3 separate regions of the Homo sapiens genome follow, and all the other regions are linked to region 3. Evidence: chromatin loops called from intact Hi-C (ENCODE). Cell type or tissue: PC-9. All regions are shown on one strand. Links, peaks and the distances in the headings refer to the core of each region. The heading gives the core; the rest is flanking DNA.

Region 1 (9,780 bases), core at 906-8,905, 160 kb before region 3:
TTGAGCAGGGAGGTTGAGACTTTAGGTGTAGATTTGAGTCATCCACGCAGAGAACTAGCTGGCAAACTTGTATCCATAGGAGGATAGTAGTTCTCATGAAGGGAAGATAGAAAACCAAGTACTGAAGTTTGTTGTTGTTGTTGTTTTTGGTGATGGTGGGCAGCAAGGAGTGTTGTGGATATTTAGAAGATGAATAATGTGGGATAGAAATAGAAGGCTCTGGGGGCAGGAAAACCAGGCAGTTTTCTGAGGGGTGAGAGTGGGCTGAAGTTCAGCTCCTACCCTGCTTGTCAGGCCATATGCCCAAGGGGCTATGTCTGCCCCCTTCTAATGTATGCAAAGGTGCCATAAAGGCTAGGGCAGTCCTGAGGAGAATCAGGGTGGCCACAGAAGACACAGGTGTCAAGAAGGGAGGAACCTTGTCCACACAACTCACCCCACCTCCCAGTGGTAAAATTCTCCTTTTTTCCCCTCAATCACTCAAGTCCTTAAAGAAGTAGACTTTGATTAGGTAGACATTTTCATTTATGTGGAATTTTGTGGTTTGTTTCTCATAACTGAGTGGTTATAGGAGGTGTTGCTCTCCTAGGTTCTGAAAAAAGACTACACACAGAGGTAGCAGGAAGAGGAGGGGATCCAGAACCACAATGAGTAGCTGTGCTTGTCGTCTCAATGGTTCCAACTCTGAGGAGAGATGACAAACCTCATCATTTTCTCTCACAAAGGGGCATATTGTGGTAGGCAGGATTCTAAGATGGCCTCCAACATTTCCACCCCCTGGTGTATGTGCCCTGTATAATCTCATCACCCCTGTAAGTGTGGGTGAGACCTGTGAATATGAGGAGATATCACCCCTGTAATTAATATTATGTGGCAAAAGAGAACTTTCAGATATAATTAAGGTCCCTAATCAGTTGACTCTGAGTTAGTCAAAAGGGTGGATCTGACCTAATCATCATCAGGTGAGCCTTAAAAAACAGACAAAAGAAACAACAACAGATGCCTCTGCTGGCCTGGAAGAAAGCAAACATCAATAAACTGCCATTCCGGGGCCATGGAACTGCGACGTGAAAGTGGCTTCTAGGAGCTGAGAGCAATCCCTGGCCAAAATCCAGGAAGAAAACAGGGACTTCAGTCCTACATCCCCAAGGAACTGAATTTTGTCAACAACCAATGAATATGGAAGAGGACCCTAAGGCTCATATGAGAGCACAGCCCTAGCCAACACTTGGGTTTTAGCTGGGCAAGACCCTTAGCGGAGGACCCAGCTAACCCACCCAGACTCCTGCCCTGTGGAAACTGAGATCAGAAATCTGTGTTGTTTTAAGCTGCTAAGTATGTGGTAATTTGCAATGCAGCAAAAGAAAACAAATGTATATGTGAAAGGAGTTTATGTACACAGGGTTGATTGGCTCCATGGGGAGTCTAACAACCACACCCCACAGTTAAATCACAGAATTGTGCTGAACCTGAGCCAAGGTCCCGAGTATGGTGTACCCATCATCACTGCTCAGCCCCAGCCTCACCATGATCCAAGCAGCAGGTGGGACAGGGTCACTCTCGTTTCCTCCTATGAAATGGCACACTTAAGATCTGGGGGAAGTGAGCCACAGTATAAGACACACAGGATAGGGAGAACTGATTTTCTGAGCTCATAGCTAGTATGAGACAGTTGATACTTAGTATAAGGCTGAGATGGTAGAGAAGACCGTCAGGATTCCCACTCTCTGGTGCCAGACCGGTCGTCACCTGGCCAAATAGAACTTTGGTCCCTAAGATACTGAACATGCAAATCTCAATGGACACTGAAGTATCATTTTTCAGAAGGGCCTCTTAGAAGAAGGAAGGAAAGGGAAGCAAGGTGGAAGGAGAGAAAAAAAGGAGAATTTAATTCAGTAAACAAATATTTATGGTGCCCATTATGTGCACAATTCTGTTCTAGGCTCCCGAAATACATCAGTGACTAAAACAAACAGAATCCCATGCACTCCAGGGAAAAAATATAGAGAAATCAATAAAACAAAAATTTAAAAATACATAGTATGTAATGATTGTAAAGCAAGGGAGGAGTTGGAAGGGATATTGGTGTTCAACTTAAAAGAGTCAGATAAGACTCCCTTAGAAGGTCACATTTGGATACAAAACTAAAGGTGCTAACGAGTGAAGCCTGTGGATACCTGAGGAAATCATGTTCCAGGCAGACAAAATGCAAGTGCACAAGTCTTGAGTCAGGAGAGGGTCTGGCCTTTCTGAGGGATAATAAGATGGCCAGCATGGCTGGAGGGAAGTGAGGAAGGAGAAAAGAGGAAATGATGGGTTCAGAGAGTTTAAGGGCCTGTGGGTTACTTTGACTTTTACTTGCATAATGTGGCAGCCACTGAGGGTTCTAAACAGAGGAATGACATGATCAGTCTTAGGTTTTCAGTAATTTGATTGGGCACCTGTGATGAGAGCAGACCATCGGAAGGGAAGGGCGGAAACAGGGAGATGGGTTAGGAAGCCATTGTAGTGGTCCGGGTGAGAGATGAGGTTTGCTTGGACCAAGGTGATGGAAGTGGAGAGAAGTGCTCCAATTCTGAATGACTTATGGAGATACAGCCAATAGCATTTGCTCTGATTGGATTTAAGGTGTGAGAGAAAAAGCAGCCAAGGATAATGCCAAGGTTTTTAGCCTGGGCAACTAGAATTTACAGTTGCTATATTTTGCTATGAGGAAGCCTGGAGGAGCTGGTTTGGAGAGGAATCTTGGAGTGCAGTTGGGGTGTATTAAGTCTGAGAAGCCTATTAGACATCCAGTGGTGCAGAGTAAACAGTTGGATGTTCTACTGTGGTGTTTAGGGAAGGATTAGGGCTGAAGACATAAATGTAATATCCAAAACATGAAACTGAATGAGATAAAAAAGAGAGTGCATGTAGATAGAGAAGTCCAAGTGTAAATCCTGGGGCACTCCAAGATTAAAGTGTCAGGGAGAGGAGGAAGAACAAGCAAAAGAACAGCCAATGAGAAAGGAGAAAAACCAAGAGTGTGATGTCCTGGAATCCAAGGAAAGAAAGTGTTTCAATCATGCGAAAGTGATCAACAGGATCAAATGCTGCTGATAGGTTGAGCCGAGGCTGAGAGATGATGTTGGATTTAACAGCATGTCACTGGGGACCTTGACACAAGTCATTTCAGTGGAGTGATGGGGATGAAAGCCTGGTTCAAGTAGATTAAAAAGAGATTTGGAAGAGAGAAATTAGCGGTGGCAGGTATGGGCAACTCTTTAAAGAACTTGGCAATAAAGGGAAGCAGAGAAATGGGTGAAAGCTGAAGAGGAAAATGATGGGAGAAATTAGAGCATGTTTGTATATTGATGGGAATTATCTAGTAGAACAAGGGAAATGATAAGAAAGGATATTCATTTGTACAAGAAAATAGCAGAAAACAATGTAACCTACTTGATAAAAGATTTTATGTAATAAAAGTTTTTATTGTAATATATAAGACAGATTTTTTTACTGAAACATAATAAACACCCATGAACCCACCATCCACCCCAAGAGCTGGACCACTACCGGTAACATCTATGTGCTCCTCCCTCTCTACTCTTACCTCTGTTTTAGAAGAAAGCAACTTTCCTGAATTGTGTTATTATCGTTTCCCTGTAAAATTATATTCTCTTGACTGTATCCTGTTATTTATTGTATCCTGTTATTTATTGACTGATAGATCAAGGATAATCTAACCTACGCCTCTCAACCTGGCCTCCTACAGACAGACATCAAATCACCTCAGTCAGACAGTGCTATGAAATTCCTCCCTTGTGTTTAACCTGCTACTCTAAAATTCTATTTTATTTCATCTTCCATCTCCAGCTGTTAGTGCTTTGTCTGAAAAACCTGTTCTTCTGCACAAAGATCATTATTATTCATTCCTGTCAGTATTATTTACTCAGCATGAAAGCAGGAAGAGATTGGCACACCTTCATCTCATGTGCATACAACAGAACAGACTCCAGTGGCCAGAGCATTCTTGTTATCCTGGAAGATGCACCTGCAGCCCTCAAGCCTCCAGCCTCCCCCTCCCAACCTAAGGCACACTCTGTTGGTCAGGTGCCTGTACCAACACCTGGTAGCCCCTCCACAGAGGCCTCAGAAAGATAGGTGATAGCTAGTGACTAGGTTTCTTTCATCCCCAGATCTTGCCCTGTGGGCAGTGGCCGTCCCCAGACCATCCAGGATTCTCCAGGTGTGCAAGGACCTGCAGGATTTTGACAAATGCCAGCAGAGTGGCCTCTTTACAAATGGATGACAACAGGCTGTGAAAAGCTTTCTGCATGCATAAGCCAAAAATCTAGTTCCCCCACTTGTTCACTGATGCTTAAAATTGCTTTAGGGAGAGACAAAGGCTTTCATCTCACAACCAGAGAAAGCTCTGAAGACCCTGGGTGAATTAATTGATTTAGACTAATACACACTGTAGTATAAATGGACTGAAGGATTACATGATGCAATGAGCAGCTTTCATATGGGTGTGAAGTGACACGGGGTGTAGCAGAGAAAGATGGGGCTTTTCTTGCCTCTTTGGGTGCTTAAAAAGAACAGTCTTGAGGCCAGGTGCGGTGGCTCACACCTGTAATCCCAGTGCTTTGGGTGACCAAGGGGGGGTGGATCACTTGAGCCCAGGGGTTCAAGACCAGCCTGGGCAACACGGCAAAACCCTGTTTATAAAAATATAAAAATTAGCCTGGTGTGGTGGCACACACCTGTAGTCTCAGCTACTTGGGAGGCTGAGGTGGGAGGATTGCTTAGACCTAGGAGATTGAGGCTGCAGTGAGTCATGATTACCCCATTGCATTCCAACCTGGGCAACAGAGTGAGACTCTGTCTCAAAACAAAGCAAAGCAAAACAAAACAAAACAAAAACAACAGTCTTGAAATCAGAAGACCTGGAGACAAGTTGGGCCCTGGGCCCTACTGCCAGCTGTTTGATCACAGGCAAAATTACTCGAAGCCTTGAGCCTGTTTTCTAAAACGAAGGTAATATCTACCTTCAGAGTTTACTGTGAAACTTTGATGTCATCATGTTTGTAAAAGTGCCCTGGCACAGTGACCACATTCTACCCTATAAATATTTTCTATCTTTCCCTGTTGTCCCCAGGCATCTCAGGCTCTGTTCCTATCCACTCCATGCCCCTTTCTTAGCATTATAAGGTCAAGAGTGAGGAATCTGGGACCACGCAACCCAGATTCAGATCCTGACTCTGTCACTTGCTGACTGTCATCTTGGACAAGTTTAACCTCTCTGTGCTCAGTTCCCTCATCTGTAAAAATGGGGATAACAATAGTACTTGCCTCATGGGGTGACAGTAAGGATGAAATGAGTTCATGTGTGTAATGCACTTAGAACAATTCCTGGCACCAAAAACGCATTGTAAGAGGTGTTGTTGCTATGATTCCTGAGGAATTCTCACCTGTCCACTTTCCACAAGCCGAAAGATCAAGCTCCACTTCTGCCCTCTCACCTACAAAAGCGCACCGTCAATGGCTACACATTCCGCCCCACCCCCAACGCCCCCAGCCCGGGTTTCCTAACGTCCCCAGCCCAGTCCTTAACCCTCCAGGCCGTCTGGTCCTTCCACCACCAGCAAAGCCCAAAACAGCTTTCAGCGTCCCCTAGCAGCGCCCTAGCGGGACCCTGGGAACCCGCCGCTGCAGGAGAGGCGGGGCGGCTCTGTGACGTCGCGCCCGGCGCTACCCCTGGTGACCTGGCAGCGGAGCCCGCGCAGGGTTTGCCAGGCGAAGGCGGAGCGCTAACGTCTAACGCTAACGGCGGTCGTGCCCCGCCGCTGCTGTCACCCCCGGCCGCTGCTGCCCTCCCCGCCGAGGTTCTACTGCTCTCCTTCTTAAGAAGGGTGGGAGGCACTCGGTCTCTCCCCACACCTCTCGCCTGAGGCCAGGCGCCAGGTGTCGCCTGAAGCCAGACAGCCGGTTTGGGAGCGAGCCTGAGGTAGCCACCCCGAGGGGAAGTGGAGGGAGGGCAGGGCTCTGAGCGCCCCGAGGGCTGCGCTGGTCTGAGGGAGGAGCCCTGCCGGACGCCCCCTGGATTCTGAGCCTCTCCTTGTTCACAGGGCAAGGGGAGGGCAAGGGGAAGGCAAGGGGATCTTCAAGAGAATGTGACTGTGGGGGATTATGGCTTTCTGGCCAATTTGTGTGCGTATTTTGTACCCAGAATACTATTATACGGTTTCTTACCCGGAGGACAGTGGTTGGGAGGCTCAAGAGTTTGGAATCAGAGCCCTCCACCGAGGAGCCACACCTCTGCTTTTTCATCAGCGACAGGGATATAAAAATACCTCTGGGTGAATTGTCATGTGGACCAATGGGCATACCTAGCACTTCATAGACTCCTATCACACATTATTTTATACCTAGCACTTCATAGACTCCTGTCAGGCATTATTTTATACCTGGCACTTCATAGACTCCTATCACATATTATTTTATACCTAGCACTTCATAGACTCCTATCACGCATTATTTTATACCTAGCACTTCATAGACTCCTATCACGTGTTCATTTTATAGCTAGCACTTCATAGACTGCTATCACGCATTCATTTTTACTAGTACCTATTGAACACTAAGTTCCAGGCACTGGGCTAGGCACTGGGATGGTGTGGTGAGCAAAAACTGACCAGTCCTGCCGTGGAGTTTGCTGGGGGAGACACATGTTACTCAAAGAATCACACTAAGGATAGGTAAGTGATGCTCTGGAAGGGTATGTACAATGGAACTGACAGGGTAATCAGGGAAGGTTAAGCAGACCTCCAAAGGAAGAATCAACCTGTTAAGAGGAGGAGAATGCATTCCAAACAAGAGTAACCACATCCCAAACCCACCACCTCCAATTCCGAACCCAAACAGGGATGTGCAGTTGTCTGTGCTTGGTTCCAAGCCGCTCATAGAAACCCTCTGAGATTCTGCCCTGGAGCCTTTCATTCATGTAATGGAGACTTTCATTTATGAAATGGAAGCCCTGTTTAGCCCATACCAATAAAAACAAGTGAGAAATCCCTGAAACAAGACTATACAGTCTATTTTAAGACCTACATTCTTCAGCACTTGGCAGGTATACGTTGGGCTGCCATTTCACATTGGGAGGCATGTTTTGTTTGCTTTTTTGTGTTTTTTAAAAATTCCTTTCTTCCCCCCTCTCCGAGAAACACCCAAGAATGATCAATAAATACTAAAAAAATTTTAAAAAATCCTTTTTTCCTCTGTACAGATTTAGTGGTTATTACTGTTAAAACTTTTCTAATACTTTGCAAAGTCTAAAATTAATCATTATTTTATCATCCTTTTCCTCCAAATAAAAGAACATAAATAAAGTAAAAGGTCATGAAGTCCCACCAATCTAAGACCACTTTAGTTTCTTGTCTTGGGATTTCCGAGCCATGCTGGTGTTGGTATAAATGGAAAACTTAGAACTAGTCTGTGGCTACCAACTCCTGGGGGACTGTTTCTCTCCTGACTAGAAGCAGCAATGGAGACAGGTTTCTTTGTTGCTTACCCCAGCCTGTAGGCAGATATTTTCAGCCACACCTTTTCACGCTGAGGGTGTAGTCCCTGGGCGGGTCTCAAGTTTAGGTCAGAAGGGGAGTCCTTTAGTCCAGACATTTGCCTTTTGTGAGCCTAATCCTTGGTCTCTATCCACCCTGCCTAGCAATTTATCTCAAAGCTTCAAGTTCCTGCCATCTACATGTGCCCAGGTGAGCCCTAGTTTCTTCATTTGCCCAGCACTGCGGGTTCCCCTTTCCTCACCTCATTGGCCACTGGAAGATTTCTCTCACTTCACTGCAAGCCCAGCAAGGCAATGTGAAAGGCTTGTACTGAGATTTGTCTGGCCTCTAGGTGTTTTGAAGAGGGACAGCTTTTTAGCATATCTAGTCTGTCCCTTTCTCTACTAAAAGCAGAAAAAAATCTTTTGATCTGTTGTTTATTTGTGGATGGAATTGTATATATTTTATGGATGTTCATGTTTTGTTTCAATTTGTCCTGGAACTTTTTGAGAGAAAATGTACGAGTTTTCCGCCTGACAATTAGAGTTGAAAAAACATGCAGCTATAAACAGAGACGCTCATCAAATGGCTGTTTAATGACTATTTTTATATGGAAATAACCTAATGTTAATTCATAGAGGGTTCAGAGTAAATTTTGCTACAATTCTTACCTAGCTAATAAGAGCTGGATGACATGCAAAGATGTTCATGATATACTTTTGAGTAAATAAGCTGTTTTGCATAATCTTATTTTTTTGTTTTACAAACATATATATTTATACTGAAAAATTCTGGAAGGAGACATCCAATATTTTAGGGTGATACCATTAGGGATTTTTTTGTTGACTTCCACTTTTTAAATAAAAAAGGACTGTGTAATTTTTACGTAAAGGATATAACTATTTACAACAAAAAGTAGGGGTTAGCAGACGGCTTTCTAACCTTGCCGTTGTGTAACAATAGAATGCATTTGTCTTGCGGAGTCCCCAAAATTGAGTGTCAAACAGAGGCTGGGTGACCTCCTGTCCAGGATTGCTCTCATCTTATGAGTCCAAGTTTTCATCTTATGTATTTTTTCTCCTGAGAATAGGTCAACCAATCAATGGCTCAGACAGATAAGCCAACATGCATCCCGCCGGAGCTGCCGAAAATGCTGAAGGAGTTTGCCAAAGCCGCCATTCGGGCGCAGCCGCAGGACCTCATCCAGTGGGGGGCCGAGTACGTGCTCCTTTCTCGCCTTCATCTCTTGGAGGACGGGCGGGGAGAGAGGGTCCTGTAAAACCGCGGAGGTTGTCATGGCTGCAGCCAGGGGGTCGGGACTAACTGGCATCGTCTTTGTTTTAGCTCTTGCATTGCTTTGATGCTTTAAAATCCACACATAAATACTACATCTAGCCGGGCAAGGATGGGATGCCTCCCCTAAGCGAGCCAGATTGAGCAGTAGGACGCCAGGTCAATAGGCCGTGTCCTGGGGCAAGCAGCAAGTTAGATGACCGCGTCACACCAGCGTATGCACACCCACCTCCTCCCTGCACGCCTTTTCCCACTCTCGGTGGAAAGAAGGGCTGGGAATCTCCGCAGCTTAATCTGCCTTTCTTCATTCTCCTGTCTCACCACTAGATGGCAGCAGTGCAGCCGGGGGAGGGAAGCGACAGCCCTGGGTGGATGGGGTGGGACCAGTCCTGCTAGTTCACTCCTTTAAGGAGACACTTCCTCCCCTGCTGTTAAAACTCATACTTGGACCCAACCAAAGAGGCTTTGTATCTTTGAGGAAATTATTGTTATTTTCTTTGGTGTTTCTCTGAACTGATTTGTTCTGCCAACATAATGATGTCCTCACAGTACACACTGCATTCTGGGGAAAGGCCAGGCAGAGTGATGGGGTCCTCAGGCATGGCTGAAAACAGTGTGCCTCAAACACGGGTGCCTTCTTTCAGGAGAGACCTCCAGAGGCTGCTCAGTAGATGGAGCTTACACAACAATCGCTGCGGGCCTGGATTGAAGTAGCTTTGCACAGAAAGCCTCTCAGCTATGAAATTGCTCCTTGGACAAACTTGCCTGCTTGAAACTGGGGAACCAGGACTTGAGACAGGAGTTGGAAGATAACTAGACCTCACGGACCATTTTCAGGCTATTTTTACTGTTTGATGATTCCCTGCTTAGGAGGGTTTCAGTGGGAAAGTGAGAGTGAGAGAGGCCGTTGAGAGAAAGCCAGTGAGTTGGGGAAGGGAAGATGTCC
Region 2 (9,780 bases), core at 924-8,923, 190 kb before region 3:
ATTCAAATCTGGGCTCCCTGCCCTGCTGTGAAACCCTCTGAGCCTCAGTTTCCCCCATGTCAAGCAGTATAAGACCCTATAGCAGAGAGCTGCAGTGAAGATTAAGGAGACAAGATCGTGGGAAGCACAGGGTAAAGGCTGTGTGCCCCTCCCCCTCCACCATCCCCCAACCAAACAGACACCCAGGGTCCTAGGCGGTACCTGTTATCACACAGACAAGAGAAGGAAGGTTGTGTCCATCAAGAGTAAGTTGTTCAAACTCTGTGTTTAAAAAAAGAAACAATTCTACATGGAATTTCTGATAGAATTTCTTTTTTTTTTTCTTCTGACAGACTCTTGCTCTGTCACCCAGGCTGGAATGCAGTGGCGTGATCTCAGCTCACTGCAACCTCTGCCTCCTGGGTTCAAGTAATTCCCGTGCATCAGCCTCCCAAGTAGCTGGGATTACAGGCGCCCACCACCATACCCAGCTAATTTTTGTATTTTTAGTAGAGACAGGTTTTGCCATGTTGGCCTCGAACTCCTGACCTCAGGTAATCTGCCTGCCGCGGGCTCCCAGAGTTCTAGGATTACAGGTGTGAGCCACCATGCCCATTCAGAAAAAACGTTTTAAATAAACAGTAGCCAGAGTCACCTGGTCAGGTGGAGAAAGAGCACTGCTCTGGTGGGGAGGCCACCAGCCTCTGTGAGATACTCTCCTGGAGGGGGCATTTCAGCCTGAGGGCCTGGTCACTCAATGACCCAACTGAGGATTCAGGGCGGCCCACCTCCACCACCCCTGCTGTCCCCAGGCTGCCCCACCCAGTGGCCGGGGACAGCAACATGCTGCAGGCCAGGCAAGCAGCTCACAGCTCAGTGGCCCCCGACAAGCCCGGAGCTCCTCACCGCAGCTACACATCTACTTTCTAAAGCTGCCAGCAGGATGGAGAAGTCTTCATCCTCTATGAGAAGAGAATTGAATATCAGGGGCCTGTTTCTAGACACCCCTCTTCCAGCTCACATGCCCTCCCCTTCTCATTGAGACTGTGGTGGGGTGGGGGCATGCAGGACTGGTAGGGGTGAGGAGAACACAGGTTGGCCAGGTGCCCGTCACACCAACCCCAAGTGTTCCAGGGGTCGTGCAGACCTGTCCAGCCCGTGCTGCTGACCAGCAGGGCTGGCCACTCGCGGAGATGCATCACCAGCCTGCTCCCAGCATCCAGCTCCATGAAGGCCGACCGCTCCATGGCTGCGTCCTCAGGTTCTGAGCTGAAAGAGCAGGAAAAAAGCCTGTGAGAGGCCACAGAGCAGGCCCAGGACCCAGGACGGGCATCTCCTGCCGTGGCAAGGCCTGCAGGCTCCCAAAGGTTGGGGTGCCCGGCCACATCAGCAGCACCAGGCCACCCCTGCCATCCGAGGCCTGGGCTTGCTTTCTCTAATATTGTTGCTGGGTGCTAAGGTTACAACAGCAAACAAGACTGACTCATTCCTTTTCTCCACGGGACTTACTGTCTTGTCATCCCCTGGACTCAAGATGAGCGTGCAGGGACGCCATCCCACACCACCCCAGCTTACCCAGGGGCCCACCTTAGGGTGTGTGGACCTGCACAAAGGTCCCCTCTTTAGCCCCGTGAGACACCCCAGGGGACACACAGGTCCACAGATCTGCCACAGGCCTGGGAACCCACTGGCAGGAGAGTAAGACAGCGTAGGGGTCCACAAACATTTCTTAAAGGGCCAGAGAGTAAATACTTCAGGCTTTGCAGGCCACAGGTTCTCTGTTGCAAAACGTGATTCTGCTATTGTAGCTCAAAGGCGGCTGTAGACAACTCAGAAGGCAATGAGTGTGTTGTGTCCCAGTGAAACTTGATTTACAAAAGCAGGAGACTGGCCTGTAGCCTTAGTTTGCCAACCCCTGGATGAGTGGGTTCCCAGGTCTGCAGTGAGAAGGGGAGAGGCCAGGGCAGTGGCGAGCAGGAGAGAAGGCAGCTGAGGAGGGGAGGCCTACCAGGCCCTGAACAGAGAGTGAGTGCCACCCAGCTTCATGAAGAGCCGGTGCAGCAGGTCCAGAGGTGTCTCTTTAAAGAAAGATGCCGGCTTGTCATAGATGGTCACAGCCCTGCAATGAAATCATGGCAGGGCTATTGGGAGGGCTGAAGAAAGGCCTCAGGAATAGAGGACTCAGAGGCTCCAGGAAAAGAAGGACGCTTGGGGAATCCAAGTCTCAGACGATGACAAGAAGAAGCCTTGCAATCACTTGGGAATGCACAGGGAGACGTCCTAGGACCAAAACTGCCTGGACCCCCTGGCTGGTTGGGAAAGAAACTCTGCCCCCTCCTCTCCCGGCTTCCCCAAATTTTCCCATTATGTTGCCAAGCATTAGTCCAGCGTGGAGGCTACTTTCTGCTCAAACCACTCATTTGGGTCCCGCGCCCAACGTCACCCATCCTCAGTAAAACAACCTTTATTTCCTTCTTCCTGGTTTCCAGAAAGTTCCCCTAAAGCCCTGAGGAATCACCGAATGAAAGGGGCTTTTTACAAACAGGAAACTTAAGTGGAGTGCCAATACACAACATGGATTGCACCAGGCTAGGTCTAAGATAAAACCAGACTGTGGACAACAGGACAGATAAGACACACATGGCTCTGCACTGCCTGGGTCTGTTATTGTGTGGAGGAATGTCTTAGTCTGTTGCTCCTGTGGATGTGGCGAAAGCACGAACCAGGAGTTTTCATCCTTCATTTCATTTTCTTAATCTAGTTGTATCATCCTCTGGGTGAGCCTAGCCCACTTTAAAATGGATATTCAGATGTCAGAATGAATAGAGCAGTGTGCCTGACTTAAGTAATATCAAAATTTTAGACATGTGGAAAAGACGGAGTTGATGAAGCTACTGTTATCCAGAGACCATGACCATTCCGGGTGGTTGGTTTCGTTTCTAATGCACATCTGCTCCACCCCACCAATTGCTTTGCGCAATGTGCGGTTCTCATTACAAAGTCAACAATTCTTTATCATCTGCGTGGTCAGTCACCCTTTTGTTGTCCCTCCCTTGTAATTGTTTAATCTGGCCTCCCCTGCCACATTTCTTGGCTGCCTACTCTCCCCGCTCCTGTCAGTCAGGTTGTACTCAGGGAATGTAAATGCACAGAAAAAGTCCAGAGTCAATTAGAACTAATTAGGTGTTTTATCTGCTGCTTTGGATTATCCGTGCCCTCTATGGATACACGGCATAGGCTGGTTGAACAACCATCCCTGGATTGGGGAGCATTCTAAGACTCACACACAGCTTCCTATTGTCTGTGCTAACGGAGGTAAAGGCTGGTGTGAATGTACAACAGAGACATTTAAAAACCAAGGCATAGTTTATGCCCATTTTCATTGTACATTTTAGTGAGTGTTTACAGCTTTATATAACTGTCTGACCATCACCACAATCAAGGCATAGCATACTTTCAACATCACAAAAAGTTTTCTTGTGCCATCTCAGCCAATCTGGCCCTACCTTGGCCCCAAGCAACCACCAGTCTGCTTTCTGTCACTATAGATTAGATTTGTCTTTTCTAGGGTTTTAGTTTCTCCAATCTCCTTCCCAGTGATGTCTGGTTTAGGCTGATATTAAAATGTGTTCATGTTCCCTACATCCACACTGATTTAACACGGTGGGCAGAGCTGGGACATGGAAGAAACGTGAGAGGCAAGACGTGGAGGCTGATGAGCATAATTATTGGCAATGAGAAGAATGTTGGCTCTCCCCAGTATTTGTAGAATATGACAAAGCGGTGTGCCCATGTTGTGCCCTGAACCTATTTTCAAGGTCATTCAATACAGAGTCTCCTAAATTTAACTACCTAGGAATTGTGTTTTGCCTTGAATGGACATTTGGAAACTCCAGACTCTAGCCAGCCCCTCTCAGCCACGGAGTCATTGCTCCCCCTGGTGTAAACACAGAGACTAGTCACCCTGTGTCAGGCATTCCCACCCACTGCAGCCCTCCCTGGACCACAAGGAGCCAAGGGCAGGCAAGAAAGCTTCAGGCTCCCTCTGGCTGTTAGGTTCCTAGGTCAAAGGCTGAGTTTGTGAACACAGAGAAACACTAAGAGATCAACCGCTCAGGAACAGAGAGAAGGAAAACCGCAGAAACAGAACTAGCTAGACATGCAAGACAGAGAGGTGAGGGGGCACAGGCACAGCCCAAAAAACAAAGCAAGGAGAGGAGCCAAGATGGCCGAATAGGAACAGCTCCGGTCTACAGCTCCCAGCGTGAGCGACGCAGAAGATGGGTGATTTCTGCATTTCCATCTGAGGTACCGGGTTCATCTCACTAGGGAGTGCCAGACAGTGGGCGCAGGTCAGTGGGTGCGTGCACTGTGCGCAACCCGAAGCAGGGAGAGGCATTGCCTCACTTGGGAAGCGCAAGGGGTCAGGGAGTTCCCTTTCCGAGTCAAAGAAAGGGGTGACGGACTCACCTGGGAAATCGGGTCACTCCCACCCGAATATTGCGCTTTTCGGACCGGCTTAAAAAACGGCGCACCACAAGATTATATCCCGCACCTGGCTCAGAGGGTCCTACGCCCACGGAGTCTCACTGATTGCTAGCACAGCAGTCTGAGATCAAATTGCAAGGCGGCAGTGAGGCTGGGGGAGGGGCACCCGACATTGCCCAGGCTTGCTTAGGTAAACAAAGCAGCTGGGAAGCTCAAACTGGGTGGAGCCCACCACAGCTCAAGGAGGCCTGCCTGCCTCTGTAGGCTCCACCTCTGGGGGCAGGGCACAGACAAACAAAAAGACAGCAGTAACCTCTGCAGACTTAAATGTCCCTGTCTGACAGCTTTGAAGAGAGCAGTGGTTCTCCCAGCACGCAGCTGGAGATCTGAGAATGGGCAGACTGCCTCCTCAAGTGGGTCCCTGACCCCTGACCCCTGAGCAGCCTAACTGGGAGGCACCCCCCAGCAGGGGCACACTGACACCTCACACGGCAGGGTATTCCAACAGACGTGCAGCTGAGGATCCTGTCTGTTAGAAGGAAAACTAACAAACAGAAAGGACATCCACACCAAAAACCCATCTGTACATCACCATCATCAAAGACCAAAAGTAGATAAAACCACAAAGATGGGGAAAAAACAGAACAGAAAAATGGGAAACTCTAAAATGCAGAGCACCTCTCCTCCTCCAAAGGAACGCAGTTCCTCACCAGCAATGGAACAAAGCTGGATGGAGAATGACTTTGACAAGCTGAGAGAAGAAGGCTTCAGACGATCAAATTACTCTGAGCTACAGGAGGACATTCAAACCAAAGGCAAAGAAGTTGAAAACTTTGAAAAAAATTTAGAAGAATGTATAACTAGAATAACCAATACAGAGAAGTGCTTAAAGGAGCTGATGGAGCTGAAAACCAAGGCTCGAGAACTACGTGAAGAATGCAGAAGCCTCAGGAGCCGATGCAGTCAACTGGAAGAAATGGTATCAGCAATGGAAGATGAAATGAATGAAATGAAGTGAGAAGGGAAGTTTAGAGAAAAAAGAATAAAAAGAAATGAGCAAAGCCTCCAAGAAATATGGGACTATGTGAAAAGACCAAATCTACATCTGATTGGTGTACCTGAAAGTGATGGGGAGAATGGAACCAAGTTGGAAAACACTCTGCAGGATATTATCCAGGAGAACTTCCCCAATCTAGCAAGGCAGGCCAAGGTTCAGATTCAGGAAATACAGAGAATGCCACAAAGATACTCCTCGAGAAGAGCAACTCCAAGACACATAATTGTCAGATTCACTAAAGTTGAAATGAAGGAAAAAATGTTAAGGGCAGCCAGAGAGAAAGGTCGGGTTACCCTCAAAGGGAAGCCCATCAGACTAACAGCAGATCTCTTGGCAGAAATCCTACAAGCCAGAAGAGAGTGGGGGCCAATATTCAACATTCTTAAAGAAAAGAATTTTCAACCCAGAATTTCATATCCAGCCAAACTAAGCTTCATAAGTGAAGGAGAAATAAAATACTTTAGAGACAAGCAAATGCTGAGAGATTTTGTCACCACCAGGCCTGCCCTAAAAGAGCTCCTGAAGGAAACACTAAACATGGAAAGGAACAACCAGTACCAGCCGCTGCAAAATCATGCCAAAATGTAAAGACCATCGAGACTAGGAAGAAACTGCATCAATTAACGAGCAAAATAACCAGCTAACATCATAATGACAGGACCAAATTCACACATAACAATATTAACTTTAAATGTAAATGGACTAAACGCTCCAATTAAAAGACACAGACTGGCAAATTGGATAAAGAGTCAAGACCCATCAGTGTGCTGTATTCAGGAAACCCATCTCACGTGCAGAGACACACATAGGCTCAAAATAAAAGGATGGAGGAAGATCTACCAAGCAAATGGAAAACAAAAAAAAGGCAGGGGTTGCAATCCTAGTCTCTGATAAAACAGACTTTAAACCAACAAAGATCAAAAGAGACAAAGAAGGCCATTACATAATGGTAAAGGGATCAATTCAACAAGAAGAGCTAACTATCCTAAATATATATGCACCCAATACAGGAGCACCAAGATTCATAAAGCAAGTCCTGAGTGACCTACAGAGAGACTTAGACTCCCACACATTAATAATGGGAGACTTTAACACCCCACTGTCAACATTAGACAGATCAACGAGACAGAAAGTCAACAAGGATACCCAGGAATTGAACTCAGCTCTGCACCAAGAGGACCTAATAGACATCTACAGAACTCTCCACCCCAAATCAACAGAATATACATTTTTTTCAGCACCACACCACACCTATTCCAAAATTGACCACATACTTGGAAGTAAAGCTCTCCTCAGCAAATGTAAAAGAACAGAGATTATAACAAACTATCTCTCAGACCACAGTGCAATCAAACTAGAACTCAGAATTAAGAATCTCACTCAAAACCGCTCAACTACATGGAAACTGAACAACCTGCTCCTGAATGACTACTGGATACATAATGAAATGAAGGCAGAAATAAAGATGTTCTTTGAAACCAACGAGAACAAAGACACAACATACCAGAATCTCTGGGATGCATTCAAAGCAGTGTGTAGAGGGAAATTTATAGCACTAAATGCCCACAAGAGAAAGCAGGAAAGATCCAAAATTGACACCCTAACATCACAATTAAAAGAACTAGAAAAGCAAGAGCAAACACATTCAAAAGCTAGCAGAAGGCAAGAAATCACTAAAATCAGAGCAGAACTGAAGGACATAGAGACACAAAAAACCCTTCAAAAAATTAATGAATCCAGGAGCTGGTTTTTTGAAAGGATCAACAAAATTGATAGAACGCTAGCAAGACTAATAAAGAAAAAAAGAGAGAAGAATCAAATAGACGCAATAAAAAATGATAAAGGGGATATCACCACTGATCCCACAGAAATACAAACTACCATCAGAGAATACTACAAACACCTCTACGCAAATAAACTAGAAAATCTAGAAGAAATGGATAAATTCCTAGACACATACACTCTCCCAAGACTAAACCAGGAAGAAGTTGAATCTCTGAATAGACCAATAACAGGAGCTGAAATTGTGGCAATAATCAATAGTTTACCAACCAAAAAGAGTCCAAGACCAGATGGATTCACAGCCGAATTATACCAGAGGTACAAGGAGGAACTGGTACCATTCCTTCTGAAACTATTCCAATCAATAGAAAAAGAGGGAATCCTCCCTAACTCATTTTATGAGGCCAGCATCATTCTGATACCAAAGCCGGGCAGAGACACAACCAAAAAAGAGAATTTTAGACCAATATCCTTGATGAACATTGATGCAAAAATCCTCAATAAAATACGGGCAAAACGAATCCAGCAGCACATCAAAAAGCTTATCCACCATGATCAAGTGGGCTTCATCCCTGGGATGCAAGGCTGGTTCAATATACACAAATCAATAAATGTAATCCAGCATATAAACAGAGCCAAAGACAAAAACCACATGATTATCTCAATAGATGCAGAAAAGGCCTTTGAAAAAATTCAACAACCCTTCATGCTAAAAACTCTCAATAAATTAGGTATTGATGGGACATATTTCAAAATAATAAGAGCTATCTATGACAAACCCACAGCCAATATCATACTAAATGGGCAAAAACTAGAAGCATTCCCTTTGAAAACTGGCACAAGACAGGGATGCCCTCTCTCACGACTCCTATTCAACATAGTGTTGGAAGTTCTGGCCAGGGCAATTAGGCAGGAGAAGGAAACAAAGGGCATTCAATTAGGAAAAGAGGAAGTCAAATTGTCCCTGTTTGCAGATGACATGATTGTATATCTAGAAAACCCCATTGTCTCAGCCCAAAATCTCCTTAAACTGATAAGCAACTTCAGCAAAGTCTCAGGATACAAAATCAATGTACAAAAATCACAGGCATTCTTATACACCAACAACAGACAAACAGAGAGCCAAATCATGAGTCAACTCCCATTCACAATTGCTTCAAAGAGAATAAAATACCTAGGAATCCAACTCACAAGGGATGTGAAGGACCTCTTCAAGGAGAACTACAAACCACTGCTCAAGGAAATAAAAGAGGATACAAACAAATGGAAGAACATTCCATGCTCATGGGTAGGAAGAATCAATTCGTGAAAATGGCCATACTGCCCAAGGTAATTTACAGATTCAATGCCATCCCCATCAAGCTACCAATGACTTTCTTCACAGAATTGGAAAAAACTACTTTAAAGTTCATATGGAACCAAAAAAGAGCCCGCATCGCCAAGGCAATCCTAAGCCAAAAGAACAAAGCTGGAGGCATCACACTACCTGACTTCAAACTATACTACAAGGCTACAGTAACCAAAACAGCATGGTACTGGTACCAAAACAGAGATATCAATCAATGGAACAGAACAGAGCCCTCAGAAATAACGCTGCCTATCTACAACTATCTGATCTTTGACAAACCTGAGAAAAACAAGAAATGGGGAAAGGATTCCCTATTTAATAAACGGTGCTGGGAAAACTGGCTAGCCATATGTAGAAAGCTGAAACTGGATCCCTTCCTTACACCTTATACAAAAATCAATTCAAGATGGATTAAAGACTTAAACGTTAGACCTAAAACCATAAAAAACCTAGAAGAAAACCTAGGCAATACCATTCAGGACATAGGCATGGGCAAGGACTTCATGTCCAAAACACCAAAAGCAATGGCAACAAAAGACAAAATTGACAAATGGGATCTAATTAAACTAAAGAGCTTCTGCACAGCAAAAGAAACTACCATCAGAGTGAACAGGCAACCTACAAAATGGGAGAAAATTTTCACAACCTACTCATCTGACAAAGGGCTAATATCCAGAATCTACAATGAACTCAAACAAATTTACAAGAAAAAAACAAACAACCCCATCAAAAAGTGGGCGAAGGACATGAACAGACACTTCTCAAAAGAAGACATTTATGCAGCCAAAAAACACATGAAAAAAATGCTCATCATCACTGGCCATCAGAGAAATGCAAATCAAAACCACAATGAGATACCATCTCACACCAGTTAGAATGGCAATCATTAAAAAGTCAGGAAACAACAGGTGCTGGAGAGGATGTGGAGAAATAGGAACACTTTTACACTGTTGGTGGGACTGTAAACTAGTTCAACCATTGTGGAAGTCAGTGTGGCGATTCCTCAGGGATCTAGAACTGGAAATACCATTTGACCCAGCCATCCCATTACTGGGTATATACCCAAAGGACTATAAATCATGCTGCTATAAAGACACATGCACACGTATGTTTATTGCGGCATTAT
Region 3 (9,780 bases), core at 747-8,746:
CAAAGAAGCTGGCGAGTGGGTGCCCTCCTGGGCACACCATCCCTGCCATGTCATGCACCATCCTGGGAGGCAGGCAGCGGGCAGGCTGTCATTGCCAATGTACAGATGGAGAAACTGAGGCTCACTGGGTATGTCCTCACTCCCAAGGACCTTCCCAGCATGCCTGGGTGACCCCTGACATCCCGCCTCTACTCCCCCACCTACACCTCTCAGACACCACACTGCGTAGCTTCTGTGTGCAGGGATGGGGACCACGAATCCCACCGCTCACCCTGCTTCTCTCCAGGACTTCTGGTCTCGGAAGCCACATAAGGGACATGGCACCAGCTTTATGGATAGACTACTCAGGCTGTCTTAGAGCATGGGGCCTGGTTTCTGCCCCATGAATCCAGAGTGCAGAAATCCCTGCCTCTGCTCACCCGAGCAGCTGCAAGTTCCAGCACAGCCAGATGGCCTCAAGCAGCCATGGCTGAAAAAGAGTCTGCTTTGGAGAGCTCTGCCTGCCACATACGCCTCTGCCCACTGAGAGTGGGGCCCATGGAGGGCAGCTGGCATTAGCAGGACCCTTCTTCCAGTGCCCGTGTGGCCAAGAGAGGCCCTTCCCTTCCTCCCTTATAGAGTGAGTTCCTGATCCTCTCTGTGGCCTGCAGGCCCTGTCCAGAGTGAACCCACGCTCACCTGAGCAGGCTTGATCACCACTGTGTTCCCGGCAGCCAGGCAGGCAGCTGTCTTCCAGGACAGCATCATCAGGGGATAGTTCCAGGGGATGATGATGCCACAAACCCTGCCACACAAAAGAGGTTGGCCTTTGTCCTTCTTCTCCACCAGGCCCACAGTGGACCTGCCAATTCCCTCCACCTCACCCAGGGCCTGACATCCACTCTCAAAGCCAGGCTTCCTGATAAGGCACCCAAGGTCCCTCTGAGAGGCAGCTCACGCCTGCTGTTTCTGTCCTGGATGCTACAGTAAGAATTGGTCTGGCAGCAGCCCCTCTTCCTAGCAGGGCAGGATGGCATGGGATACTGGACCATTTCTGATGGAAGCTGTGGAACTGTCTGGGGCACAGGCAATGAGAGAGGGTGATGGCAGGCAGGCACAGGTGAGGACACAGGCCAGGGTCAGCTAAAGAGGGTCAGGGGTCACCAGGGGTGGGTCAGGAGGGCCTGGAGAGGGTCCTCCAGAGTGTGAGGCCAGGTGTCAATCCTCAAGAAGAGAAGACAGAGTCAGCAAGGCAGCACTGATGAAGTCAGGGTGCTCTGTGTGAAGCCATGGTGCCCAGTGTCAGTGCCACCCTGGGTTCTAGAGCGAGCCTCTGGCCAGGCACAGGTGCCTCATACTCAGAGCACCGTGGGCACTGGGGAGGCCGCAGAGTCCCAGGGACCAGCAGGCACACTGGCCGGGTATGAATCCTGTGTGGCCCTGCCTTCCCCCCATACAGCACCACTTTGGTTGAGCGCTGGACAGTCAGATGAGGACATCCACACAGAGCCCCGTAGACCACGCACAGGCTCCTGTCGCCACCCCACCACCATCACTGGGTGTTTCCCCAAAAGAAAGCTGCTTAGCCAGACACAGGCGGTGGGCAGGACCCGTGTGAGGCATCAGGGGGGAGCAGCAGGGAGCACTGAGATAGGGGAGCTGCCCCACACCCCACACACACCCAGGAGATTGGGAGCACAGCACGGGCTGCTGAGTGTTCCCAGGGAGCAGGTGAAGCCGTCGGTTACAGTGAACGGGGCTGAGGGGAGCTCGGAAAAGAAAACACATCAGAAAAGCCCCACAATTATGTGCTGAATTGTGCCCCCACTCCCCAATTCGTATGCTGAAGCCCTAATCTCCAGAGTCTAATGGCATGCCCTTGCTTGGAGACCAGATTGCTGTGTTGTAATTAATTAGGATGTGGTAGCACTGGGGTGGGCGGGCCCCTAATTTAGGAGGAATGCTGTCCTCATACAAAGAACACCACATGGAGAGACAGACTCACAGTGGGAATGCCAAGAGGGCATGAGGCAGAGACGGGGTCTCCCTGCAAGCCAAGGAAGGCCAGAGGTCACCAGCAGCCACCAGATGCCAGAAGAGAGGTCAGGACAGACCCTCACAGCCCTCATGTGGAAACAGCTCTGCCCACATCTGACCTCAGATTTCCAGCTCCCAGAACCAGGAGACGAGTTTCCATTGATTAGGCCCTGGATTGGTGGTCTCTTCTACAGCAGCCCGAACTGACGCCCACACTCACTGGTTAGGGGAAAGGCCGAGCCCCGGGACTGGAGTGTGCAGAGCTGGCCCTGGCACGGGGTCAAAGGAGCAGGGCTGCAGGACCCAGGCCCAGGTGAATCCTCCCTGCCCAGCTGCTGTGAAAACCGACTTTCATTAGCCTTGCTGCCTCTAATTCCTAGTGGGCTTTCTTAGTGGGAGACTGAGTGGACATCCAGTGAGACAACCACCCCATGGTTCTTAGGCCCGTCCCTCCCTCCCTTGGGGCCATTCTCCTGCTGTGCGGCCCTGAGCCCCCTCCTCTGCCCTCTGACGCTCCTGGGGAGCTGCATGGACGGTGAGGGTGGAGTTCCTTCTCTCTCTCGGGAGCATGGAGCCTGGGCAGGGGACACCAAGCAAGGTTTCTTGGTGTCCCCAAGAAATGCTTGGCTCACTAGGGAGCTCGAGTGGCTGTTGGGCCAGGGTGCGGCTGAAGACATGAGGGGAAGGGGCTCCCCACGAGGCAGCTGCAGCCTCACTGCTGAGGTTGCGGTGGCACTGGCCAGGGGAGGAGATGGGCAGCCCCTTACCCTGGCCAGGCCCTCCTCTGGCACCGCGTGCAGGCACAGTGAGGGTGGACCCGGGGCTGGGGCTCTCTAGCTCTGATCACTCAGTCATTCTGCAGTATTTATGGGACACTGCAGGTGTGCTGGGATGATGACAGGCATGGGCACAGGGCAGCATCAGTCTGAATGCTCACACAGAGAATAAAATGAGATTATAGATTAGAGAGGGCAGGCTGGGAGCAGAGGTCTGGCGGATGCATCACAGATGAGAGCTGGAGGACAGCTGGTGAGGGCTGGAGGTGGGACACAGGTGCAAGTGCTCAGTGGGGCATGAGGGTGGAGGGCCTGGGATCCGTGAGGCCAGCACAGCCAACCACAGTGGACTGGGGAGGGGGCCAGGATACCAGGCCCGGATTGCATGGCCAAGCGAGAAGTTTGATTCCATGTCAAGGGCACTGGGAAGCCACCCGAGGATTCCGAGTGGAGCAGTGACATGGTCTCTAGTAAATTTCCTAACACAAACATCCAAAAGAGCTGGACTCTGCTCCTTCTCAGAACCACATACAGAATTCTCCTCTTAGTCCCATTACCCAGGAGGCCCGGCCCTGCATGGCTCCTTCACCTGGCCCTCCTAACTCCTTCACAGCATGCTGTGCCCTAGACACCTGATGCTCACCCATCCAAACAACTCAGTGAGGACAGGACTGTTTTATTACCATTTGACAGTTGGGGAGACTGAGTACAGACAGGCTGGGAGCTTGCCCTAGAAAGGGGAGGAGCTGGGATTCCAACCTTGGGTTCCGGCTCCAGAACATTCCCACTGAGGCGAGGTCCCCTGTGAAGGTGGGGAGGGGTGAAGCCCAGAGGCCCTGGCGGCCTCCCTGCCAGGCAGAGACCATTAGTTCCAGAATCACGGCCCACCAGGTGCATGGTCAGCAGTGGCCCTGCCTACCTGCCTTTGGGCGAGCCCTGGTCTGTGTGAGCTGCTGGGACCAGGCCCCAGGGCAGGATGTGTTCACACTGGGGTGCTGACCAGGCGCCCAGAGTCCTGGGTCCAAGGCCAGCCTCACAGGGTGACATAGGGATGCTTCTGGGTGACACAGTGTCTGTTTCCTCCTCAGTCTGATGGGGGTGGACACCCCCCAACCCCATGCTGGCAGCTGGGAGGGGTGGGCAGCCTCAAAGACCCAAGTGTGGCTCTGAACTGTGGCCCCAGGTGGGCCACGACCCGCCCTGCCCTGCCCAGCCCAGCCCAGCCCCTTTCAAAGCACGACAAAGGTCTCTGACCACTGCCCCATAGCAGGGTTTCTTGGCTCCCACACTACTGACATTTGGGGCGGGGCAGTTCTTTGTTGTGGGGGGCTGTACTCTATCACCCCCTCTGATGGGACAACCAAAACCATGTGCAGACCTTGCCCGATGTCCTCTGTGGGGACCCTGGAGGCGATGCCTCCACCTGCAGCCTGGCTCCTCTCTGGGGCTCTAAGGGTCCACAGCCCACTTTCCCACAGGAGCCTCCTCCAGCCCGTGCTTGAGGAGTTGGTTGTTCATCTGCATGAGCTGTCAGTGACACAGGGACATTGGAGCACGTTCTCCTTGCAAATACTCCAACATTCAGGTGGAGCTGAGGGGCCTTTGGCCATGCCCACAGCTGTGAGGTCCCCTACCCTGCAAGGGGCACAGAGCAGGTGGGAATGACTGTGGTGCTCATGCCAGCTGGGCCCTGCTCCCAGGTCACCCTGGCCAGGCTCTCCTGTGGCACCGCGTGCAGGCGCAGTGAGGGTGGACCCAGGGCTGGGGCTCTCTAGGTCCAGTTGCAGGCGCATCCTCAGTGCAGATCATGGATCAGGGCTGCACCAGCACCTGCTGCTCTGGTGTTTGCTGTCACCGGCCTAGCACAGTGGCCATGCACTCTTGGGTAAGCCTCCTCAGGCACGCGTGTGAGTAACTCACCAGGACTGGGGCCAAATCAGGATGTATGGCCTCGAGAGGTCACTGCCCAGTTTCCTCTAGCAGGGAAAACCCAGAGCCCGGTGGCTGTGTTCCAAGCCCTTCTCCCTACTCCTGCCCTGGGGCCACTGGGTGGCGAGGTGAGGTGCCTCACGCCAGGTTCATTTCCCGGCGCCTACATGCTTGGCATCCAGCGGGGTCCGAACTCCTCCTGCTGAGCAGCTCTCGTCCTCTGCCTGTTCCTCCTTTGTTCTATATTTCCTGTTCCTCAGTGCTGTGCAGGAGTTCCTCATCTTTATGAACACTGACCACCATACCCATTTTGGACATTTTTTGGGTTTACTCTTGTTTCCCACCGTGGACCTGACTGATCCAGTGTTACTGGGAGATTAAATACAATTGTCCTCAAGTCCTTACAACAATGCCTGGCATGGAGCAGGTGCTCAAGAAGCACATGGATGGCTGTTTGATAAATGCACGCACAGGGTGCTGTGAGCTCCCGCAGGCTGTGCTACAGTTCCGTGTACTGCATGGAAAGCACCGCGAGGCTGCACCTCGCCCTGGGCAGGAACTCACCCAACAGGCTCCTTCCTGGTCAAGGTCAGGTTGCGGTTGGGTCTGGCCTGGTTGATGGGGATGGTGGAGCCCTGGAAGAGGAACAGGGGCAGTCACCCAGGGGCCCAGGGTCCACACCCCTTCCCCTCTAGGCAGCAAGTCTCCACCAGGGTCTCCAGGAGGAAGTCAAAGCGACCAGCTTAGGTGTGACCTGAGGCTTGAGAGACAGGCAGGGGGGCAGCCAGAGGGGCAAGGTGTTTGCTCCACTCTGAGCCTGGCAGGCAGAGCCCTTGGGTGGAAGCTGGTCCTGGTACCAGCAAAGCCTCTAGCTTTGACATTCGAGCAAGAAAGGGTGAGGGTGGGGGCAGGGCCGGGTGTCCCCCTCCCCACAGCTCTAAGCAGTTGAGCACATGTAGAAGGCCCAGGCCTTGGGGGGTCCAGCTGCAGCCAGAAGCTACACAGCTGCGGAGTAGGGGCGGGCACCAGGCAGCCCACCTCCCTTGTCGCTGTCATGCCCTGGTGGAGAGGAGGAACCATGGAGCCCAGATCTGATCTGGCAGAGACGCCATGAGTCCTGCAGAGGTGGACCTCCCCAGGGAGCCTCTACAAATGGCCCCCAAGTTCCACAACTGATGGCGGGAGCCTGAAGATATGGTGACACTCCCTCCTATGAGGTGTTGACTGTCCCTGTTGACCCTAAGGTGGGGACATAGTGCCCATGAGCCCAGAATAACTGCAGGAGCCCCCAGAAAAGCAGGCAGAAGACAGTGTCACAGGGATCCCAAGCCCGAGAGTGACCTGCTGCCGCTGGGAGATACAGTGCCCTGAGCAGGGACCTGCAGCCAGGAAGGACCTGCGGCCTCAGCCCTGCATCCACACGGAACTGAACTCTGTCAACACCCGAACTCGTCTGGATGCAGGTTCTGTCCCAGAGTCTCCAGATAAGGCCCAGTCCAGCCAGCGCCTTAGCTTTGGCCTTGTGAGACCTTGGCATGGAACCCAGCCCAGCCTGCCTGGAATTCCCACCTGCAGGACCACAAGCTAATAAACAGGTGTCATTCCAAGCCACCAGTTGTGGTCATTTGCTGCGCAGCATGCAGATGACTGTGCTGCCCTTGGAGTTCTCCTATATGGCTGGGCCAGTCTGCATGTGCTCACACTGGGTGGGAGCCTGGGCCCCACCTGGATCTTGTCACACCAGCCAGCAAAGTAGCGGAAGGTCTGGATGGACATGCCCACGTGGGTCTTCAGGGCCAGCGTGTAGACGGCACCCGCATCCAGGGCCTCAATGGTGGCCAGCTCCTCCTGGTGCTGCTCCATGAGATCTGCCAACCTGACCAGGGTGAGGGGAAGCGGGAGGTGGGCTCAGGCCTGGCACGGCCTCATCTGCCCTCACAAGGCCCTTCTTCAAGGAGCTGGGGTCCTGCCCTCTACCCCAGTTCTGCCACTCTCAGATGTGCGGACCTCCGTTTCTGATCCATGCAATGGGCCAGCACCGTTTACTCCACCGGATAGCTGTGAGGATGACACCCTCTGTCCCTCTCTCCTTTCCTCGATCTTCCCTCGCTTCCTTCCTGAAGTATTTGTGGATCCACTACTTTATCCTATTCCTCCGAAATTATCCTGCAGAGGCATTCACCCACTTGCTGCAGACAGCAAAGGGGTCATGGCCCAAGAGGCTGCCCTTCCTGTCTTCGGAAAGCTTGAACCAGGAGAAAGTCCATCTGTCTTTCCAGCACCAATAAACCAACTGTTCAGTCCAGGATGGTGGGGGCATGCTCCTGAGCCTGGCATCTCCAGAGATGGAGAGGTGGCCCCATCCCCATCACAGAAGGGCTGACTAGGGAGCAACGTGGGGGCTGACGCGTTTACACAGACTGGCTTCAGCCTGAGCATGCCGAGGTCGGGTTGCCCTCCCTTGATTCTGACGGATGTGCAGCTGTGGGCAGCCTGGGAGTTATGAGGGTGCCCCTCTCATCCCCTAGGGGGAGGGTGGACAGGGAAAGTGGAGACCACAGGCCCAGAGCAAACTCAGCCTTGGAGACAGGGCAGCTCGGGCCCAGAGGCAAGTGTGGGACCAAAGCCTGCCAGCCGTTTCCCACACTGCTCCCCTCTGCACCCAGGCACCATGAAGCCCACACGCACCCCAGGCCTGCTCCGGTCCTCACCTGCCTACACCCACCAGGACCCGTGACAGCTGTCCACGCCACTCAGGATGCATCTGCAACTCTGTGCCTGGCCAAGCAGCTCCTGGCCATTTCCATTTCATTCTGGGGCCACAAGACCCCAGCTCCTCTGCCTCCCTCCTCCTCCTCACATCGGCCTCTTCCAGGTGCTCAGGTCAGTCAGGCCTCCTGCCTTGGCTTTTAGGGGCTGTGTTGCATGTCTGGGCCCCCTTTCCACACTCCTGTTTCTCCTCTTAGCCTTCTGTACTTGTTTCAGACACGGACTCAATGGGAAGCCGACCCAAATCCCCAACCATGTTCTGACTGATCAGAGCTCCCTGTCACATCCTCTGATAGCCTCCTCTGCCTTTCTTCACTCCCCCACCACTACAGTTTGTAACAGACATTCAGGTAGATGATAATTTCATCACGATTTGCCTGCCCACTGGAATCCAGGCTGCAGGAGGCAGGGCGCTGTCTGGTTCCCTGCTCTCTGCAGCGCCCAGCTCCAGCACAGCACTGGGAAGCACTCAGCTCAGGTTTGCTGCATAAAACCAACTGAGCGAGGCCACCCTGGGCAAGGAGAGCCCATGCGTAAATCGGTTCCTGAGAAAAACCGATTTTGTACAGCAAATAGTGAAAACATCACCTAGCGGCCGATAGAGGACTAGGCTCCCCAGCTGCGAAGACAGGAGCTGCCTCTTTGTTATATAAATGAGACCCATTTGCTCCAAAGCCTGCTGGCACCAAACTCAAATTTTCCCACTCCCAGTTAGGCTTAAAGTAGCCCAAACAGGTACGTTTTTAGCCACTTAGGGCCCGCTGCTTTGCATACCCAGAGGAACCTCAACCAGCAGTTGTTGCCCATTGATAAAACAGGGCCTTGGGGTGATAAGGTGAAAGCTGCTACTGCCCTTGGCAGCCCTCAGACCCAGAGGCTCCCACTGCATCACTGTGTGTTGTCACCTGGACATGGAAGCCCACACGGCAGCCTTGGGACAGTCTCACTGCTCGTCTCCTGCAACCCTACCCAACCTGCAGCCCACTAAAGCTTGTGGTGTGCCATGCCTCCCCTGCTCACATCCTTCTCCTTCATCAGCCCCAATCCTTTGAATCCCCCACATTTCTAGATAATTCCACCTGTGTGTGACATGGCTGTGTCATCAATCCAGTTCCCAGGACACACTTTCTAAAGTATCCATCACCCGAGTGCACTATTCGGGAAGCTCTGAGAGGCTGCCTTGCAGGACTATTCTATTGTTAATTCAGTTAGGCTGCTGAATTCACACCCTGGCACCCATGCTCCCCAGAGCCCAGTCCCTGGGTGCCAGGGTAGCAGTGCAGGAGAAGTGAAGCTGCTGCCATCTCCCTCTGAAGGTCTGCAGGGCAGATGCAGGGGTGCCCAGCAGGCTCGGCCGGCCCTACTGACCACCAGCAGCCTGGACCACCGTCAGATTCTCAGCCGTGGACCACAGTGGTATCTGGGCAGAGCCAGCAGCTCCCCCACGGTCTTTCCCAGGAGCTCCTCTTTGTGGCCCCACTTGGCAGCTGGATACGGCTGCTCCTACTCCCTGGAGGTTCTATCCTGTCTACCAGGAGTTCAGGGGACTGCCTAGGAACCTTGTCTAACTCTCCCTCTGGATCCTTCTTCCTAGCTTCCACAATTGTGTAATGTCTGATTCCTGCAGTGAATTTCGTGTTCCCTAACACCCACGGTGGTCCCGCCACCCTGACAGGGTGCTCTGCAGCCATTTATCTGGGAGCTCCTGAACTGCCCCCTCCGGGACACCTAGACCCAGCCTCTGCTGTGCTGAGCTGAGGCAGAACCAGTAATGGGCACTCCCAGGTCTTCACGGGGCCTGAGAGTTTGCATAGGACAGGAAGGGGTCCACTTACAGCTGCCCAGGGTGCCCCCCTCACTGTCATTATGGGTGAGTAGAATCTGTTATGATACAAGCCACCAGATGGCAGCAGAGGCCAAGGGAGGGACCCCACGCACGCTGTTGGTTGTGCGGTCCACCAAACGCGCACGCAGGGCCCAGGCCAGAGGTTCTCCCGCCACCTGTCGTGCTTGTTTCACAGCTCTTCCTGACCTCCAGGAACTCTAGGGACCACTTGGCGTGGCCAGTGCCTTTCTAGAATTGAGGGGCTTGCGAAGGGGACTGGAACCTATGAAAGGCTGGGCATGCCCGACCCCCACAGCCCTCCCTGCCCCAACCCTAATCTCCATTCGGTTTTGCAGACCATGCTCTTGCAACCCCTCTCTCTAGTTTCCTGCTGCTGGGCTGCCCCGGCTTTTCTGGCCTCTGGAGTATAACAGAAACAGAAGCCATTCTGACCGCAAGGCCAAG

Evidence for each region. A loop is a pair of places that touch in the nucleus more often than their neighbours do. Peaks named below come from ENCODE experiments on the same cell type or tissue, not always from the same donor. Only the 100,000 strongest peaks of a DNase experiment are listed, where the experiment ranks them.
Region 1: a loop joins it to region 3, with 4 times the contacts of the local background. A loop is called at or near these places in 6 of 110 quality-filtered maps.
Region 2: it touches region 3 in a loop (6-fold over the local background); 6 of 110 quality-filtered maps call a loop at or near these places.

Annotation. Positions count from the first base shown.
Region 1 is chr3:125,963,412-125,973,191 of GRCh38, forward strand. ROPN1B (rhophilin associated tail protein 1B) reads left to right here and starts at 5,767. Exons shown (of 7, transcript NM_001308313.2): 1 at 5,767-5,989; 2 at 7,706-7,751; 3 at 8,632-8,759. The coding sequence starts at 8,644. It also overlaps the pseudogene ALG1L1P. In PC-9, for the core only: no CTCF peak of the experiment used is centred there; a DNase peak (open chromatin) is centred at 3,930; H3K27me3 peaks cover 266 bases.
Region 2 is chr3:125,932,449-125,942,228 of GRCh38, forward strand. It overlaps the pseudogene ALG1L1P. Among named protein-coding and RNA genes, the nearest start is that of ROPN1B, 32 kb to the right of the region's middle. RefSeq lists an enhancer at 4,053-4,553. In PC-9, for the core only: a CTCF peak has its summit at 3,951 (motif pointing left); a DNase peak (open chromatin) is centred at 2,933.
Region 3 is chr3:126,124,938-126,134,717 of GRCh38, forward strand. It overlaps ALDH1L1 (aldehyde dehydrogenase 1 family member L1), which reads right to left. Exons shown (of 23, transcript NM_012190.4): 13 at 6,447-6,597; 14 at 5,286-5,356; 15 at 679-784. Among named protein-coding and RNA genes, the nearest start is that of ALDH1L1-AS1, 46 kb to the left of the region's middle. RefSeq lists enhancers at 3,999-4,769, 6,901-7,718 and a silencer at 9,316-9,395. In PC-9, for the core only: a CTCF peak has its summit at 4,893; DNase peaks (open chromatin) are centred at 4,754 and 5,264; H3K4me3 peaks cover 412 bases; H3K27ac peaks cover 483 bases.